Regions from separate parts of the Homo sapiens genome. Here region 2 is linked to region 1. A link is a loop called in an ENCODE intact Hi-C map of the cell type or tissue named here. Cell type or tissue: psoas muscle. All regions are shown on one strand. Each heading gives the region's core, and the rest is flanking DNA. Links, peaks and the distances in the headings are about the cores only. Region 1 holds the start of HIGD1B (HIG1 hypoxia inducible domain family member 1B). Region 2 has its middle 12 kb from the start of FZD2.

Region 1 (8,664 bases), core at 665-8,664:
AAGGTCAGGATTTCGAGACCAGCCCGGCCAACATGGTGAAACCCCGCCTCTACTAAAAATAAAAAAATTAGCTGGGTATGGTGGCACATGCCTGTAATCCCAGCTACTCGGGAGGCTGAGGCAGGAGAATCACTTGAACCTGGGAGCGGAGGTTACAGTGAGCCGAGATCGTGCCACTGCACTCCAGCCTAGGTGACAGAGCAAGACTCCATCTCGGAAAAAAAAAAAAATCCCAAACCAAAAGACAGCCTAGAGAGTCTGTCTCTCACAACTAGGGTATTTTATTTACATCCCACATTGTTCATAAGAGTATCCGAGGGAGTGTAACTTGGGGGACCCAGGCTTTCTACTCATCCTTGTTCCTGTATCTCCATCTCCGTTCTCCTCATCAAGCCTGTCTCTGATCCAGCCACTTAATTCCATGGGAATTAAAAGACTGAATCTAGTTAGGGGCTCCCCTCCATTTGGTCTTTCCTTACTTTCCAGTGCCTGGAGCTTTGGCTTGGGACTCAGCAGACTGGGGGTTAAGACCGATCCCCTGTCCTTTCCCCTCCCCTCTCCATCCCTGACTTCAAAGTTTTCATAAAGCCCAAGTCACTGCTTCCCTGACCCCATAGTGGCAGCTCCATCTCAGCTTTTGGTCGGTTCAAAACAGCAGACGCTGAGCCCTGGCCTGGCCGCCCGTTCTCCTCGTTCTAGCCATCTCTTAGGGTAAGCACCAGCATGCCAACGACCTGGGGGGCCACCAGTCCTTGCTCCTCCAGGAGAGGAGGGCTAACTAGGATAGAAGCTGACTCAAGGGCAGGCACAGTGGTTCATGCCTGTAATCCCAGAACTTTGGGAGGCTGAGGTGGGCAGATCGCCTGAGACCAGGAGTTCAAGATTGGCTGGGCGACATGGCAAAACTGTCTCTACAAAAAATACAAAAATTAGCTGAGCGTGGTAGCATGCACCTGTAGTCCCAGCTACTTGAGAGGCTGAGGTGGAAGGACTGCTTGAGTCTGGAGGGTCAAGCTTGCAGGGATTGACACTGCACTCCAGCCTGAGTGACAAAGTGAGACCCTGCCTAAAAAAAAAAAAAAAGAAGAAAAAGAAAAGAGAGTTTGCCGTATGGTTAGGCTTAGAAGGTATCCCATTGGACAGGGCACGGTGGCTCATACCTGTAATCCCTGCACTTTGGGAAGCCGAGGTGGGCGGATCAAGAGGTCAGGAGTTCAAGACCAGCCTGGCTATCAGGGTAAGACCCCGTCTCTACTAAAAAAATACAAAAAATTAGCTGGGCATGGTACACACCTGTAATCCCAGCTACTTGGGAGGCTGAGGCAGAATTGCTTCAACCAGGACCTGGGAGGCGGAGGTTGCAGTGAGCCGAGATGGCACCACTGCACTCCAGCCTGGGCTACAGAGCGAAACTCCGTCTCAAAAAAACAAAAAAGGGCCGGGCGCGGTGGCTCACGCCTGTAATCCCAGCACTTTGGGAGGCCGAGGCAGGTGGATCATGAGGTCAGGAGATCGAGACCATCCTGGCTAACAAGGTGAAACCCCGTCTCTACTAAAAATACAAAAAATTAGCCGGGCGCGGTGGCGGGCGCCTGTAGTCCCAGCTACTCGGGAGGCTGAGGCAGGAGAATGGCGTGAACCCGGGAAGCGGAGCTTGCAGTGAGCCGAGATTGCGCCACTGCAGTCCGCAGTCCGGCCTGGGCGACAGAGCGAGACTCCGTCTCAAAAAGAAGGCATCCCATTGGCAGAACCCTTGTTTCCAGCCCAGGGATGAAGGTAGCCAGTTGGTAATTGTGAAGAACCTGCCTGGAAAGAGATGGACCTGGAAAAACAGGAGCAGCTCAGGAACCAGAATGTGTTCCTTAGTACTCATGTGCAAAATATATGCTAAATTACATGCAAATCAATGTCCAATCATTATAATCTCTGGCAATTTGGTAACTAATGCTGTTACACTATCTGGTCTAGGACATTTCTGGCTCCCTGGGGCCAGATCCTGCTCTGTAGCTCCCACAGGAGAAACCATCACAGACCAAAGGCCAGCGGGGGCCCCAGCACTCAAGGACTGTTTCTCCCACCACCATCTGTGGACTTTTCCAGCTGTTTTTCTTGGCCCAAGGATCACACCCATAGGGATGCAGATGGGGGAAGGGGAAGCTGAGAAAGCAGTGAAGACAGAATGAGCTGGGGAAGAGGCAGATGGTAGGAAATGGAGACGGAGAAATGGCACTAATGGCCCAGCCACCTGAGATGGGATACCTGGGAGGGACATCTTTTCAAGTAGAGGCTGTGTTGGGGCATGGTGAGAGAGGGTCTTAGCAGGTAACCTTCCTTTCCTCTCCAGACTGAGGAATCAGAGTTCTGATTGTGGAGTGCCTCTCTCTAGGACGGGGCTGCAGCATAGGAGTCTCAGCTGCTTACATCCAGGTCCAGGATTATGTCTGCTAACAGACGCTGGTGGGTACCACCTGACGACGAAGACTGTGTGTCTGAGAAGCTCCTGAGGAAGACTCGGGAATCTCCACTGGTGCCTATAGGTAAGTGAAGAAAGGAATGGGGTGCCGAGTAGGAGGCCTTCTCTGTCATGTCTCCTGGTACCCTCCAAAGAGAATGAAGCAGAGGTCAGAAAACTCAAGTGGTCCTACTCACGGAACAAGGGAAACAACAGCAAAGGTGCCAAGGGGCAAACCCTTACAATGAAATCAGGACGTCTGGATGGGTGGAGGTGGCAGCCAACTGAGTACATGGGATATGAGGAACCTGGAGCACCAACACCAAAGTGGGAAGGGTCAGAAGAACACCTTGGGGTCCCCCAGGGCTTCCTTCCTTATGGCCCTGGTAGAGTAGGAAAACAGCTGTACCAGGAGGTGGGAGCCAGCAGTGTGGCTCAAGGGCCCAGGGCGGAGCAAATTGGTGGGGAGGGGCTGTGTCGTGGTGATCAGCTATTTGTATCTGGGGGAGGGGCATCACTGGTGGTGATCAGCTATTTGTATATGGGGGAGGGGTGTCACGGGAGGGAGGCAGCCACTTTGAAAATGCCATTGAAGGGCAACAACTCAATATATATATATATATTTTTGAGATGGAGTTTCACTCGTTGCCCAGGCTGGAGTGCAATGGCACAGTCTCGGTTCACCACAACCCCTGCCTCCTGGGTTCAAGTGGTTCTCCTGCATCAGCCTCCTGAGTAGTTGGGATTATAGGCATGCACCACCACGCCCGGCTAATTTTGTACTTTTAGTAGAGACTGGGTTTCTCCATTTTGGTCAGGCTGGTCTCAAACTCCCAACTTCAGGTGATCCACCTGCCTCAGTCTCCCAAAAGTGCTGGGATTACAGGCGTGAGCCACCATGCCCCGGCAACAACTCAATATTCTAATGATCCCCCTAGGTCCCCCGCAACGCCCACCCCCCGCCACCAGATGCTGCATAAAACCAGCTGTTTATCCAGATGCCCAGCCTGCCTGGTAAGGTATCTCTCATCAGGGGAGTGCTGTGCATTGTGGCTGTGGCCCAGGGGCTGTGTTCTCTGCCCACAGGCTTAGGAGGCTGCTTGGTGGTAGCAGCATACAGGATTTACCGGCTGAGGTCTCGTGGTTCCACCAAGATGTCCATACACCTGATTCACACCCGAGTGGCAGCGCAGGCCTGTGCAGTGGGTGCAATCATGCTAGGTGAGTAGCTTTGTGGGGTCGCAGAATGAGGGCAAAACCGATTATGCAGTTTGTAGGTCTTTAAGTCCCAACAATTAAAAGGACTGTGCTTGGCTGGGCGCGGTGGTTCACGCCTGTAATCTCAACACTTTGGGAGGCCAAGGCGGGCAGATCATGAGGTCTGGAGAGAGAGACCATCCTGGCCAACATGGTGAAACCCCATATCTACTAAAAATACAAAAATTAGCTGGGCGTGGCGGCAGGTGCCTTTAGTCCCAGCTACTCTGGAGGCTTCGGCAGGAGAATTGCTTGAACCTGGGAGGCGGAGGCTACAGTGGGCTGAGATCCGCCACTGCACTCCAGCCCGGGTGACAGAGTGAGACTCTGTCTCAAAAAAAAAAAAAAAAAAAAAAAAGGACTGTGAATTAAGTTCTCCTGTTCTGGGCTCCACATCACATGCTTGGTGAAGCCCCTATACTGAGCCATCTTCCCTGTTTAGGCTCCTGTCCCAGGCCTGTGGGGACAGTGTCTCATGACAGTTTGCCCTAGGGGTGAGAAAAATCATGCAACAGAACAGATGTTGAATTTCTCTTCCTCTTGAGATTAAAAAGCAGACAGCCACTTGCTAACTGTGTGACAGTGGACAAATCTTTCTCACTGAGCCTCAGTTTCCTGATGTGTAACATGACAATAACCACCCCTGGCCTGCCTACCTTGCAGGCTGCTGTGAGGTTTCTCAGATACACAATACATGTGAAAGTGTTTCGTGAACTGTCAGATAAGTGGTTTCCCCAGGTTGTGTGGTCAGATGCTTGAAGCAGCTGTTGGGACCTGGGGCAGAAAGATGAGCGGGAAGCTGGACTCTCAAGGGAGCAGCTAGAGGTGAACCCCTAGGACGCCTGAGAGCCAGAGGACGGGTGAAGGGTTTGATGCCAAGGGGCATTATTTCTTTTCTCTCACACAGGTGCTGTGTACACAATGTACAGCGATTACGTCAAGAGGATGGCACAGGATGCTGGAGAGAAGTAGGACTCCTATAGGAGCCGGGGCTGTCCAACTCCCCTAACTCAATCCCTGGTACATTCCTAATAAAGCAGTTTTGAGGAAAATCAACAGACTCTTTTTCACTGGGGGAGAACAGAGTAAGGGACTGGTGGTAGCTGGGGAGAGGACTTGGAGTAAATGGCTGGAAATCAAAGTGCTCTGGCCCCCTACTCCAGGGCAAGGAAGATTCTTAGGGGAGGCAGCAGTTTCCTGAGGAGGTGGTGGGGTAGACTTCTGATCGCAGGAACCCAACAACTCCCAAGCCATCTTAGGTTCCACCCAGAAGCAGCATGGAGTGGGAGCAAGGGGGCAATAATGGGGCCTTGGCGCTCATGGGAACACTGAATTAAAAGGCAGGCGGCTTCCCTGGGGACCCAGGCAGGAAGGAGGCTGCAGCTGGAAGCAGAGGCAGTGAAGCCTCTTGGGAGATGACATATATTCAGAATGTAAGCACCAGACGGGGCAGGGGAGACGAGGATGAAAGGAGCAGAGCAAGACAGAGGTCAGAATGTTCTGTTCACTTGCAAACCATGGCTAAGGTCAAACTTGTAGAAAATAAAATTCCATGTAAATCCCAAAGATAGGGCCCCTTGGGGTTTCATCCCCTTCTCTTTCTGTGAGCCCAAGCTCCTCTCTTTTCCTTGGGAATGGAGCCCGGCAGAGGCCACAGAAGGAAGCAGGAGGCCAAATGCTCCTCTCTCACTGGGGCTCTGGGTTGGAGGTTGGTGAGTTGTTCAAGATGGCAACAGCAGCTTCCAGACACTCTCTGACAACACGAAGGCCACGTCATATGAGGTCTCAGCTTCAAGTACAGGAGTTGCAGCCCACTGTAGGGAGCAGGAGCTCCCAGGAGTCCACGCACTCACATGGGGTAATTGAGCACAACATCCTGTTTGGCAAGTTCCAGCAACATAGGATCATCGAAGAATTTGCTGATGCTCACATCTTCACTGAGGCCCTGCAGGGAATGGGGCAAATATAAGAAAGCCCGAGGTGGTCGCAGACTAAGCAAGGAGACTATCCAAGACCTGTGTTCAGTGGGGAGGCTAGTGGTGGCTGGAATGTAGGTGGTGGTGTTTCAGGAGCCCTGCCTTTAGGGTACTATCACATGGGAGGATAAGGCTCTCCTTTCCCAACGAGACTGGGGCCCAGGTTTGGTTGCCTAAGGAGTATACAGATCATATCTCTACATTGGAAAAGTGTCCCTTAGGAAAAGGGGCCAAAAGAAAGAGAGAGAGATCCTGCTTCTGAGAGTCCTGGGGGGTTGAGGGATGGCAACAGGCCCAAGGGAGACATACCTTCCTACGGCGGGTTTTGATCATGAATTCCCGGGCCAGGTGAGGAGCTGGCTGTGGCTCCAAGGGGCGGATGACAATGCTCTTGTCCAGGGGATCACCAGGCACAATCTAAAAGGCAAAGGAATTTCAGATGGCCCAGGCAGAATTCCCAGAAGATTCAGGCCCAGAAGCAGGACTCTTCTTATTTATTTTATTCCTAAATTTATTACTTATTATTATTTTTTTGAGATGGAGTTTCGCTCTTGTCTCCCAGGCTGGAGTACAATGGCATGATCTCGGCTCAATGCAACCTCCGCCTCCCGGGTTCAAGCGATTCTCCTACCTCAGCCTCCCAAGTAGCTGGGATTACAGGCATGCACCACCACGCCTAGCTAATTTTATATTTTTAGTACAGATGGGGTTTCTGCATGTTGGTCAAGCTGGTCTCGAACTCCTGACCTCAGGTGACCTGCCCGCCTCAGCCTCCCAAAGTGCTGGGATTACAGGTGTGAACCACCATAGCCGGCCCTATTATTTCTTTTTTTTTTTTTAAACTGAGAGACACAGATTCAAGTTGCCCTGAATATATGCTCCCCAGAGGAGGACTCTTCTCCAGGATGCTGTACACCTCACTTAGGGCTTGGAGAGGGATCAGGACAGAAGGGGATGAGGCTTGCAGAGGTGGGAAGCCAAGTCCGCCAGCCTGCATTGCTTTCTCACCTGCCAGTGGTGGAAGACAGACAGAGAAAAGGCTTGTCCCTGGGTGTGAGTCCGGAGATCAGTCTCAAAGCCAAAAGAGTCGATGGCCGGGATAAAAGCTTTGATGGTGTACAGAGGGGAGCCTGGGATGGGTGCATCCTGAGTCACGTGCCCCCTGAGACAGAAAAACAAAGGCTGAGCCTCTAGTCAAACATAGGCCAAAAGCCAAGAAGCAATCCAGCATTTGCTGTCCCCCAAATGCATTCCAGCCCAGAGTTACCATCAAAGAAAGAGTAACCAAGAATGTTCTACAAAAAGCAGAAAAGGCTCAGGGCTCTCAGTATAATTCCCTGTGGAAGTCAAAGTGGCAGCAACCTCTGGGCAGAGGACAGGAGTGGGATGGTGAAGGGACAAGGGCCCAAAGACATTCCCATCACTGACTTGCCTCAGCACTGCCTCCAACAGCTCTGTGAGGAGGGGATCCCAAAAGAAATGTCAATTTTTTTTTTTTGAGACAGAGCCTTGCTCTGTCGCCCAGGCTGGAATGCAGTGGCGCCATCTCGGCTCACTGCAAGCTCCGCCTCCTGGGTTCACGCCATTCTCCTGACTCAGCCTCCCAAGTAGCTGGGACTACAGGCACCCGCCACCACGCCCAGCTAATTTTTTGTATTTTTAGTAGAGACGGGGTTTCACTGTGTTAGCCAGGATGGAGAAATGTCAAATTTTAATCTGCAGAAAAGCGGGGGCTTGCCTCCCTCCGCTCCTACTTCTTTCTGGAAAATCAGCTCTCGGGGTTTCCAGAGAGAGGAGGGTAGAGAAGGCCAACCTCTCTTCCCTGTAGGAGCCGAGGTGACTCTTGTTCTGCTCTTGCTCTCAGCACTCTCCCTAATACGCCTGGGGCCGCTCACCTGCGCCTGGCCAGGACGGTATAAACTGCAGAGACGCAATCTGCAGGGGCCTGGACCTCTACAAAGTAGTAAGGCTCCATCAGACGAGGAGTAGCCTGCAGCAGAGCAAGAAGAAAGGCCCCTCAGCTTGGGGAAGGCTGGGGGCCTATAGTCCCACTTGCTCCTTCACTTAGTCCCCTGTCCAGTGAAGCAGATGGTCCCCTACCGCCCCATTCTCTTACCATGAGGAAGGCAGAGTAGACGACTCTCCTGGCTGTGGGGATGATCTGGCCCCCGCCCCGGTGCAGGGGCTCCTGGGCAACCACCGCATCCAGGATCTTAAACTTGACATTCCGAATCACTGTAAAGGAGGTGGAGGGAGTGACTGGGGAGAGGTTCTGGGCCTGTCATGGGGCCATGGCAGAGTAGCAGTCTCCTGCAACACTGCAGCTGTCTTGCAGTCATGAAAGACATGGTACAGAAATCAAATGGGAGGTGGGCGTTCTAACTGAATAAGCAAGGCCCATGGCAGAGGTCAGAAGTTAAGCATATGTTCTTAGTGTTTGCTTCAGGCCATGCTCAGACTTAGAGCTTTCCTAGAAGTTTATTTCCTTCTTCTGCACATATTTACATTTTTGTGGATGTAGAATAAATTCCAGAATTGTACATTTGGTCCATGAAGCCCAATCAGGGTCTATAAACCATTCCAATCTCATCATCCTCTTGATATCTCTTCTCAAATACGTCCAACGCCAAACCCTTCTCAGAAATGAGGAGCAAATGACAGTTTAGAAATGACTTAAATTTCCATTTCCAGGCTACACCACCAGGATAAGGAAGGAAAAGGGAAGAAGCTGGCCCAGGACTTGGGATGGTCCTGTGTACCCCAAGCTGCTTCTCCTGCCGAATCCTAAAGATGGTGAGCCCATCCCACTCATATGCCTGGCTGCAAGGACCCTCGAGGACTGGGGTGGGGGAGTGCTGGTGGACTTACATTCATCACAGAGGGGGCCCTCCCTGGTTCCCCACTGGAAACCTTGAACGATGCTGTCCTTCACTGAACCAAGAAGAGCCTTGTCCACCTATAGAGAAACATGAGGCCTCC
Region 2 (8,664 bases), core at 485-8,484, 300 kb before region 1:
CTTAAGTCAGATCCCCTGACACCTCTGCCAATGCTCATCCCACTCCATGGTGTGGCCTCAGGGATCCCATCTCACAGACTAGACAAATGGAGCCCAAGGCCAGAGCAAAACCAGCCGGAGACTGTCACCGTCCAAGGTATCACCCAGGGTTTCTCAATAGCACAGCTTGTCTTAGTGGCCACCTGCACTCTTCTCCTAAATCAGTGCTTGTGTGGAAACTTTAGGACCATGTGGGTCCCCTTCTCTCAGCTCCACACTGGGGTCCTTGAGAAGCAGAGGGCTGGCTGGAGGATAGGAAGGGTTGTCCCCTCCCCTCCCAGCAGAAAACCTCTGGGATGACACCTTCACTCTGAGAGGCAGCGGGATGACACGGATAGAATCGCTGGGCAAGTCAGTTCTTTCCCTCCTCCCTTTTCCTGCTAGAAGTCCACTTCTTCATCGAGAAATGTCTCCTCCGTTCCTTCCCCCCTCTATTTTGGGGGCCCCGGGGTCTAGCTCCCCATCCCTGTGTGTCGCTCCGGCTGGATCCCCATCCTCCCAGCCCCTCGGCCAAGTGGAGGATGCTGATCTGACTGCCTCCTGCCAGACACCTAGGGCCTCCTGCTCCCAGAGGGTCTTGGCCAAGGGGCTCTGGCGCTGGGCCGGTGCCTTTCTCACTGCCCGGCTCCCTCCTCACAGGCCCCTAATCCATCTCACCCAGCAGGAAGCCCTTAAGCTGCCTTTTCAGCCGCCTTCCCCAGCCCGCTGTGGGCTCTGTGCCTTTCTATACCACCCTTGGCAGGAGCTGTGTTATACAAGCTGGAGAGAGAGGCCCCTGCAAAGAGGTCATCGTGCCTAAGGCGGCTTCCAGCTCCAGCAGCCTCTCCTCCCTGGTCCCCTCCCCAGGGTTCCCCCACTGGTACACTGCCTGGCATCCCTGGGCACTGACAGCCCTGGCTGACTCACATCAAAGCCCCAGACTGGGTCCAGGTGAGAGGAGGGATGCTAGGGGGACAGTGGGCAGAAGGCCAGGGTCTGGGGAAGTGTGGCAGGCATGAGGGGCTCCTCTGGCTCTGTGCCATCTGTCCTTTTGGCTGGTGTCTCCATCTTCCCTCTGCTTCCAACCCCTGCCCTCAACTCCCCAAAGCCCATTCACAGGTTTCTTAGACTCAGTTATGCAGCCCAGACAGGGCTGGGAGAGCGTGTGCCCTGGAGGCCACCTCAACTGAATGTTTCAGACAGGAAGAGAGAGAGGCCAAGGGGGTGGGGGTGGGGGCAGGGGCGCCAACAGTTTCTTTCTGTCTTCCTAGGTTGTATTTGGATTTGGGCAATTGCTTGTCACTCTTGGGGCACAGACCTCATAGCTTGGATCATTCTGGGGCAGGCTTAATTTCACACCCCCAATTTCATAGCCCCTGCAAGTATACTCTCGCTGGTTCTGATGATTTTTGGTTTGGAAAATGGTTCTTTTTTTTTTTAGATGGAGTCTCGCTCTGTCGCCCAGGCTGGAGTGCAGTGGCATGATCTCGGCTCACTGCAACTTCTGCCTCCTGGGTTCAAGTGATTCTTGTGCCTCAGCCTCCCAAACAGCTGGAACTACAGGCACCTGTCACCACACCTGGCTAATTTTGTATTTTCAGTAGAGACGGGGTTTCACCATGTTGGCCAGGCTGGTCTCAAACTCCTAGCCTCAAGTGATCTGCTCACCTTGGCCTCCCAAAGTGCTGAGCCACCGTGCCCTGCCTGGAAAATGGTTCTTGTATGACCTGGTCCTTATCTTGACCTCAACCTTTCCCTCCCCTCTCTCTCCAGGAAAAAATATCCCCCCACCGCCCCTACCTAGGCCCCTTCTCCAAGGCCCAAACCCCAGTCCTGCCTCCACTCCAGGAAGCCAGCCTTTTGCTGGCTAGAAGTGGTTAGAGAAGAGTTGGGGGTGCCTCTGGGAGGTCTGTTTGTAGTTCAGATTCTTCTCATTCCAGGCTCAGCAGGCTCTCTCTAAGGGAAGGGCCTGGGATGGGGGGCGGGGATCCTTGGGGCACCAGCTGCAGGGAAGGAAAGCTTCCCGGGGAGAGGAGGGAAGTGTTTTTCTTCCCTTCCTAGTGACCCCCATCCACAAGGTAGGAACTGCCTCTCCTGGTTCCATCATTGGAGTCCCCCCCACAAGCTGCCCCAGCATTCAGGCTCCTCCCAAGGGGCCTGACAGGAGCTATGGAGAGCTGCGGCCCTGATCTCTTTCTTCACTTCTGAATGAGTCCATTTCTACCCTTTTGGGACCCTTAGAGATGTTTGGAAGAGTTTGGAGGAGGGGCACTAAGGTATGCACAACCAGATGCTTGCAGAGTGACTGGGTCAGCCCCAGCTTCAAAGAGGCTATATCAGTCTATCCCCAAAACTGAAGTCCCTTGTAGATTTTTTCTTTCTTTAACCAGTATTCACATATTTGTCCCTCTAGACTACCAACCCTTAGGCCTCGAGATTCCTCAAGGATTAATCAGTGATCCAGTCACGGGAGAAAGCAACCAACCCCCAGGGTCTTAGAAGTCTGACACCTGCCCCAACTCCCCAGCAAACTTCCTTCTCCAGCTGCCTCTGCCTGAGAGCAGGAAAAACCAACACTAAAGGCTTATATTGAGCATCCACTATGTGAAGTCACTTACCACTTCATCTTATCTTCCCCACCCTTCAAGAGAAGATTAGTGTCCCTATCTTATCGATGAAGAGTCAGAGCTTCAGAAAGGGAGAGTGACCTATCTCAGGGAATGCAGTGAGGAAGCAGAGCTGAATCCATTGAGTCCAAGTCCAGGACAGTGGTCTGCCTAGCATGCTGCCTCGTGACTAGGTCTGCCCTAGGTGCCTGTGTCCAGGCTCCCAGGCTGACCTCTGGCTAATATTCTGCTTCTGGGTTACAAAGCAGCATGTACCATCTGAGCTTCCTTTCCCAAAGCAACTGTCCCTACAAATCCAGTTTCTCTTTCAGTCCTCACTTCACAGGGAACAGGACAGACTTATTGTGCCCATTCTTCAGATGGAGAAACTGATACTCAGAGAAAAGATTCACTGAAGGTCAGAAAAGTATTAAGCACCAAGACCAGGACACGAGCATTCAGGTGTCCTACGTCCACTTCATGGGTTCTCACGATGATGTCAGATTTATTTGTCACTTCACCCCTTCTCAGATTGGAGATCAGAATAGATTTGTTTTTGTTTGTTTTGTTTTGAGACAGGATCTTGCTCTGGCACCCAGGCTGGAGTGCAGTGCTGCAATCACAGCTCGCTGCAGCTTCGACCTCCTGGGCTCAAGAGGTCCTCCTGCCTCAGCCTTCCCAGTAGCTGGGATTATGGGTGTACATTACCATGCTCAGCTAATTTTTTTTTTTTTGTAGAGACAGGGCATATTTGTAATTAAATGTGGCTTTGAGAAACTAGATACTTGTCAAAACTGGAGACTAGAAATCTGCGTCCTAGAAACCTTGCTCATTTTTCATCCTCAGAGCTGAGCTTCTCCCCTCCCTAAGTGTGGGTTTCAGAGGCAGGGCAGAATGTATGGAAAGGGAATTGGGCTCGCTGTCCAGGGCAGGATGCTTGTGTCTCTAGATTACCCAGCTCAGGGAGTTCTTCAGACCTTGCCCTATTTACAGAGAGCATTGATTCATTTAACAATTTTTTCTTGGGTGCCTATGATATGCAAGGCACTAAGGTATGCACAAAAACTAAGACACAGCCTCTGCCCTCAAGAGATTATCTTGTTGGGCTGTGGGGAGGCTGTAGTTAGACATATGTAGGTAACACATGCCACATGCTAAATGCCATAAGATAAACATCAACTCAGGGAAAGGACAGGGGTGGTATCAGGGAAGCACCACAGAGAAGGGGACTTCAAGGATTTACAGTGGTGGAATGGCTCTAGGTATTTTATCAAAAAAAGAGATTCAGGCCAGGTGCAGTGACTCATGCCTGTAATCCCAACAGTCTGGGAGGCCGAGGCAGGCAGATTGCTTGAGCTCAGGAGTTCCAGACCAGCCTGGGCAACATGGTGAAACCCCATCTCTACCCAAAATAGAAAAAATTAGCCAGGCATGTGTCTGTGCTCCTAGCTACTCAGGAGGCCAAGATGGGAGGATTGCTTGATCCTGGGAGGTCGAGGCTGCAGTGAGCCGAGATCGCATCACTGCACATTCCAGCCTGGGTGACAGAGTAAGACTCCGTCTCAAAAAAAAAAAAAAAGATGCAATACATATAGACGAAATTAAATTATGGCCCCACAAAATTAATATGTTAAAGCCCTAACCCTCAATGTGATTGTATTTGGAGATAGGGGTTTTAGGAGGTAATTAATGTTAAACGAGGTTGGAGGGTCCCCACCCCTAATCTGATAGGATTGGTGGCCTTATAAGGGGAACAGAGAGAAACCTCTCTCTCCCCACCTACACACACCAATGATAGGCCACATGAACACTGAGAAGGTGGCCATCTACAAGCCAGGAAGGAAGCCTTCGCCAGAATCCAACCATGCTGGCATCCCGATCTCAGACTTTCAGCTTCCAGAACTATGAGAAAATAAATTTCTGTCATTTAAGCTATCCAATCTGTAGTATTTTGTTATGGAGCCCAAGCAGACTAAAACAAGCAGGAAACTAGGTGTTTGTGAAACTTGGATGGCCTGGAGGAGTAGACTTTGTCACGAAGCCACAGAAATGACCCTCCAGTAGAAGCTGCTACCTCTGCCACTAGCAGGTAGGGGGATCAAGAGGCTACCATTGGGACCGGTTGCAGTGGCTCATGCCTGTAATCCCAGCACTTTGGGAGGCCAAAGCAGGCAGATCACTTGAGGTCAGGAGTTTGAGACCAGCCTGGCCAACGTGGCAAAACCCTGTCTCTACTAAACAAACAAAAATTAGCTGGGTGTGATGGTGCACACCTGTAATCCCAGCTACTCAGGAAGCTGAGGCCTGAGAATCGCTTGAGCCCGCGAGTGGGAAGTTGCAGTGAGCCAAGTTCACACCATTGTATTCCAGCCTGGGGGACAGAGTGAAACTCTATCAAAAAAAAAAAAAAAAAAAAAAAAGGCTTCCATTGTAATTAAGCCAAGGTAACTGCACCTAGGGATCACTAGAAATTGCCACTGCAGCAAGAACATGACCTCATTTCCCTTCCACCTTCCAAATCTCAAATAAGCGTATTTTGCATCCAGAGCTCTAGCTGCAAGGGAGGCTGAGAGGTGAGGTTTTTGGCTTCCAACCTCTGCAGTATAGGAAGGTGGTGGGAATGGTGGGAGGATCTCTTGAGCCCAGGAGTTTGAGGCTGCAGCGAGCTGTGATCGTGCCACTATACTTCAGCCTGGGTGACCGAACAAGACCTCATCTGGAAGAGAAAAAAAAAAAAAAAGTAACTAGGGCTCTGAAAGCTAATTGAATGGTCTGGAGGTTTGGAAAGCAGATAGCTTTAGAGTGAACGTACGAATCACTTGGGGATGGTATATTTGGATAAGTGGGCAGGGCCCAGGAATCTATATTCCTAACAGGCAAACCCCAGTTCCCATTTCCCCTCCTGCCATAATGGACTCAGCATGTGGACTGATGCATGTGGACTCAGCTTTCAGAAACTTTATCCCTGGGCAGGAGCTCTGATGGGGCAGTCCCAGACACTACAGTGAGCAGTGAAAGGTTAGATTTGAGCAGTGAAAGGTTAGCAGTGAGCAGAAAAGGCTAGATTTGTGCTGAATTAGTCCCTTTCTCTCCTAAGAGCTAGTCCTGAAAGTTGGATGCTGAACCCTGAAAAATGCTGCTGTGATGGAGGCTCAGGAGAAGGGGGGGGTCTGCCTAGAACCCAGGAGTCCAGGGATTTAAACTCACCACCCCACCAAGGAGGACTGGATGGAGTCAGCTGACAACATGAATAAGCATTTCCTGAAGTTATGACTCATTTTGTTCTGAATTTCTACCCTGGCCCCGGGGGTTTAGGACCTTCGGGATCCTATTTCTATTGCAGGGGTTTGGTTAGAGAGCCCCTTCAACCTTGAGGGGTTTAAGAATTGGACAGAGGAGAAGAAAAGTAAAACAGAGGGTACAAGAGAGGAAGGGAGGAGAAAGGTAGCACTTCCACCCAAAATGGCCTCAAGTCCCTACCAGAACCCAATGTCCTCCATAGCTCACATTGAATTTCAACACAAAATAGTCTATTACAATAGATGTTCCTTTTTCCTTCTCAGTCATTTTCTTTTCTTGGCTCTTACCAGGCAGCCTTGGACCCTAAGCCCCCCAGTTCTGAGGGGAAGGCCATAGATAAATGAAAAAGCCCTGGCCTTCTTCCTCTGTGCCCCCATCCCAGCCCCACATCTCAGGGAGGGGGTCGCCCCAAGCCAGAGCAGGGCTGAGTCTGCCTGGGCCAGGCTGCCTGGCCAATAGGCTTTCCTCCTTCCCAGGGGTATCCATTCTCCTACCCAGTTCCTGAGATGCTGGGCCCCCTTCAGCCGCATCTGCAGCCTGACTGAGCAGAGTCCCCCAGGCCTTCTTCCTCTAGGCTGGTCCTCCCAGGTTAAGAGCAGGCTTCCATGTTGGAAGGGGGTCCGTCCCCCCTTCCCCCAGTTATCACCACAAAGCAAAGTCCAGGGAAGGAGGGGGAGTGGGCAAGGGTGGGGGTAGTGGGAGAGCCAGGTCCTTGCTAGTAAATCAAAGTTGGTTTCCCAGATGGAGTTGCAGCCGCTTTGATTTCTCAAGTCACCCCCCTCCCCCTCTGCTGCCTCCCCTCACCCCCAGCTCCACAGTTTCAATTCCTCCCTGAAAAGCAGCAGGGCCTCCTTTCAAACCAGCCCAGCTCCTCCAACTCCCAACAACAGCTTCAGTTACAGGAAAGGGGAAGGGGAGGGGGTGAGGTGGCCCAGCCTAGAGAGAAAGGAGAGACATTCTGGGAGAAGCAAGAGGGAGAAGGAGGAGTAGAAAATGAGGAAGGGGGAAAAGAAAGAGCAGAGTGAGAAGATGGGAGGGGGGCAGCCAGGGTGGAAGAGTGGGGCTCTGCTGGAGCAGGAGGGGAGCTCCAGCTGGGAAGCCAACCTACCTTTTCCTCCCTCCCAAGGGAGCACCCCCACACCCATCACCCCAAGGACCCCTCCATAGCTACAGAGCTATGATTCAGGCTTCCCTATTCCTCTCCCCTTGGCATTAGGTTCTAGAAGGTTCTGGAAGACAAAATATCGAAACCGTTCATTCCTAGGGACATTTATTTCCTGTTCTAGAAGGCAGAGTCACCCAAGAACCTCACTAGCCAAACCTAGCACTGGCTTTCTAGATCCTGTTTCCCCATTTGGCTCTGAGCAGCCCACACCTTGGTCTTGCTCAGCCCAGGCTTGGGCCAATGAAGGCCCTTAATTAATAGATCATCTGTTACATCTGTTTAATCCTTTTATGGCCCATTTTGCCTGCCAGAGACCTTGAAGAAAGACATTGGAGAGATAAAGGGGTAACAGCTATGCTCTGCTAAGTCTCCTTCCTCCTCTGCCCCAAAGCCAGGGGCAGCCTTGGAACTTGGCAGGGGTGGGGCAGGGTGCACTGAAGGAACCTACAAGTTGTCAGGAATTGGAATTCCAGGAGTCCTAGGTCTCCTGATTATTTGGTGGCCCATTTCTTTATTTCCTTCTTCCTTCCTTCCTTCCTTCCTTCCTTCCTTCCTTCCTTCCTTCCCTCCCTTCCTTCCTTTCTCTTTCTCCCTCTTTCTCTTTCTCCTCTCTCTCTGTCTCTCTTACTTTTATTTCTCTCTCCTTCTCTTTTTTTCTTTCTTTTTGAGATAGTGTCTCACTCCCGTTGCCCAGGCCAGAGTGCAGTGGCAGGATCACAGCTCACTGCAGCCTCCACTCAGGTGATCCTTCCACTTCAGCCTCCTGAGTAGCTGGGACCATAGGCATGCACCACCACACCAGGCTATTTTTATTTTTAAGATTTTTAAATTTTTAGTAGAGACAGTTTTGTCATGTTGCCTAGGCTGGTCTCCAACTCCTAGGCTCCAGTGATTCACCAGCCTCATCTTTCCAAAGTGCTGGGATTACTACTGTGCCCGGTCTGTGGCCCATTTCTAAGGGTCATTTCCCTGAGATCTAAATGGAGGATGGAGTGCAGGGAGAAGGAATTTGATACCTCACCTGAAGGTGGATTCAAGGTCTTGATGGACAGGTTCAGGGAGAGAGGAGGAAAGGTGAATTCACCTAAAGCAGAGGCATATTGTGTGGGTCAGGGGAGAGGGGAGCCAAGGAGACTGATTCTCTGAATGCTCAGACCTGTTTTCCACAAAGTATCTAGGACCCACCCCGTTTAGAGCAGAACATTTTTGCTTAGAGAATAAAACCATTGAGGCTCCTAAAGTATCTGAAATTAAGTCCTCCTCCTTGATCTCTGTCTCCTAAACAGATACACATAGCCCTTCCCTCTTTAGGGTGGAGGGACCTCAGTGCTTTGAAAAGGAAAGAACACTGACCCAGAATTGAGGAAACAAAGAGGGGACCTGTCCTCTGGCAGGCTCATTGGAGCAGGGGGAATTCCCTCGGGAGTCACCATACCAGGCATTGTCCCTTAGATTAGCCCTCAAGGACAGAGGGGACAGCTTCTCTGGAAAGCAAGGGCTCTAGAGGAAAACGTGCAAGGAGACCTGGACATGTGTGATTACCTAAACTGTGACGGGGGAAGGTGAAAGGCCAGA

Evidence for each region. Peaks named below come from ENCODE experiments on the same cell type or tissue, not always from the same donor. Only the 100,000 strongest peaks of a DNase experiment are listed, where the experiment ranks them.
Region 2: it touches region 1 in a loop (2.5-fold over the local background); 10 of 110 quality-filtered maps call a loop at or near these places.

The regions. Positions count from the first base shown.
Region 1 is chr17:44,845,716-44,854,379 of GRCh38, forward strand. HIGD1B (HIG1 hypoxia inducible domain family member 1B) reads left to right here and starts at 2,168. Exons shown (of 3, transcript NM_016438.4): 1 at 2,168-2,537; 2 at 3,539-3,673; 3 at 4,617-4,761. The coding sequence starts at 2,438. The coding sequence ends at 4,681. It overlaps EFTUD2 (elongation factor Tu GTP binding domain containing 2), which reads right to left. Exons shown (of 28, transcript NM_004247.4): 23 at 8,554-8,641; 24 at 7,802-7,920; 25 at 7,581-7,675; 26 at 6,694-6,847; 27 at 5,995-6,102; 28 at 4,233-5,654. The coding sequence ends at 5,559. In psoas muscle, for the core only: no CTCF peak of the experiment used is centred there; a DNase peak (open chromatin) is centred at 5,073; H3K4me3 peaks cover 1,198 bases; H3K27ac peaks cover 437 bases.
Region 2 is chr17:44,541,333-44,549,996 of GRCh38, forward strand. No RefSeq gene overlaps it. Among named protein-coding and RNA genes, the nearest start is that of FZD2, 12 kb to the right of the region's middle. RefSeq lists an enhancer at 6,731-7,278. In psoas muscle, for the core only: no CTCF peak of the experiment used is centred there; no DNase peak of the experiment used is centred there; H3K27me3 peaks cover 2,393 bases.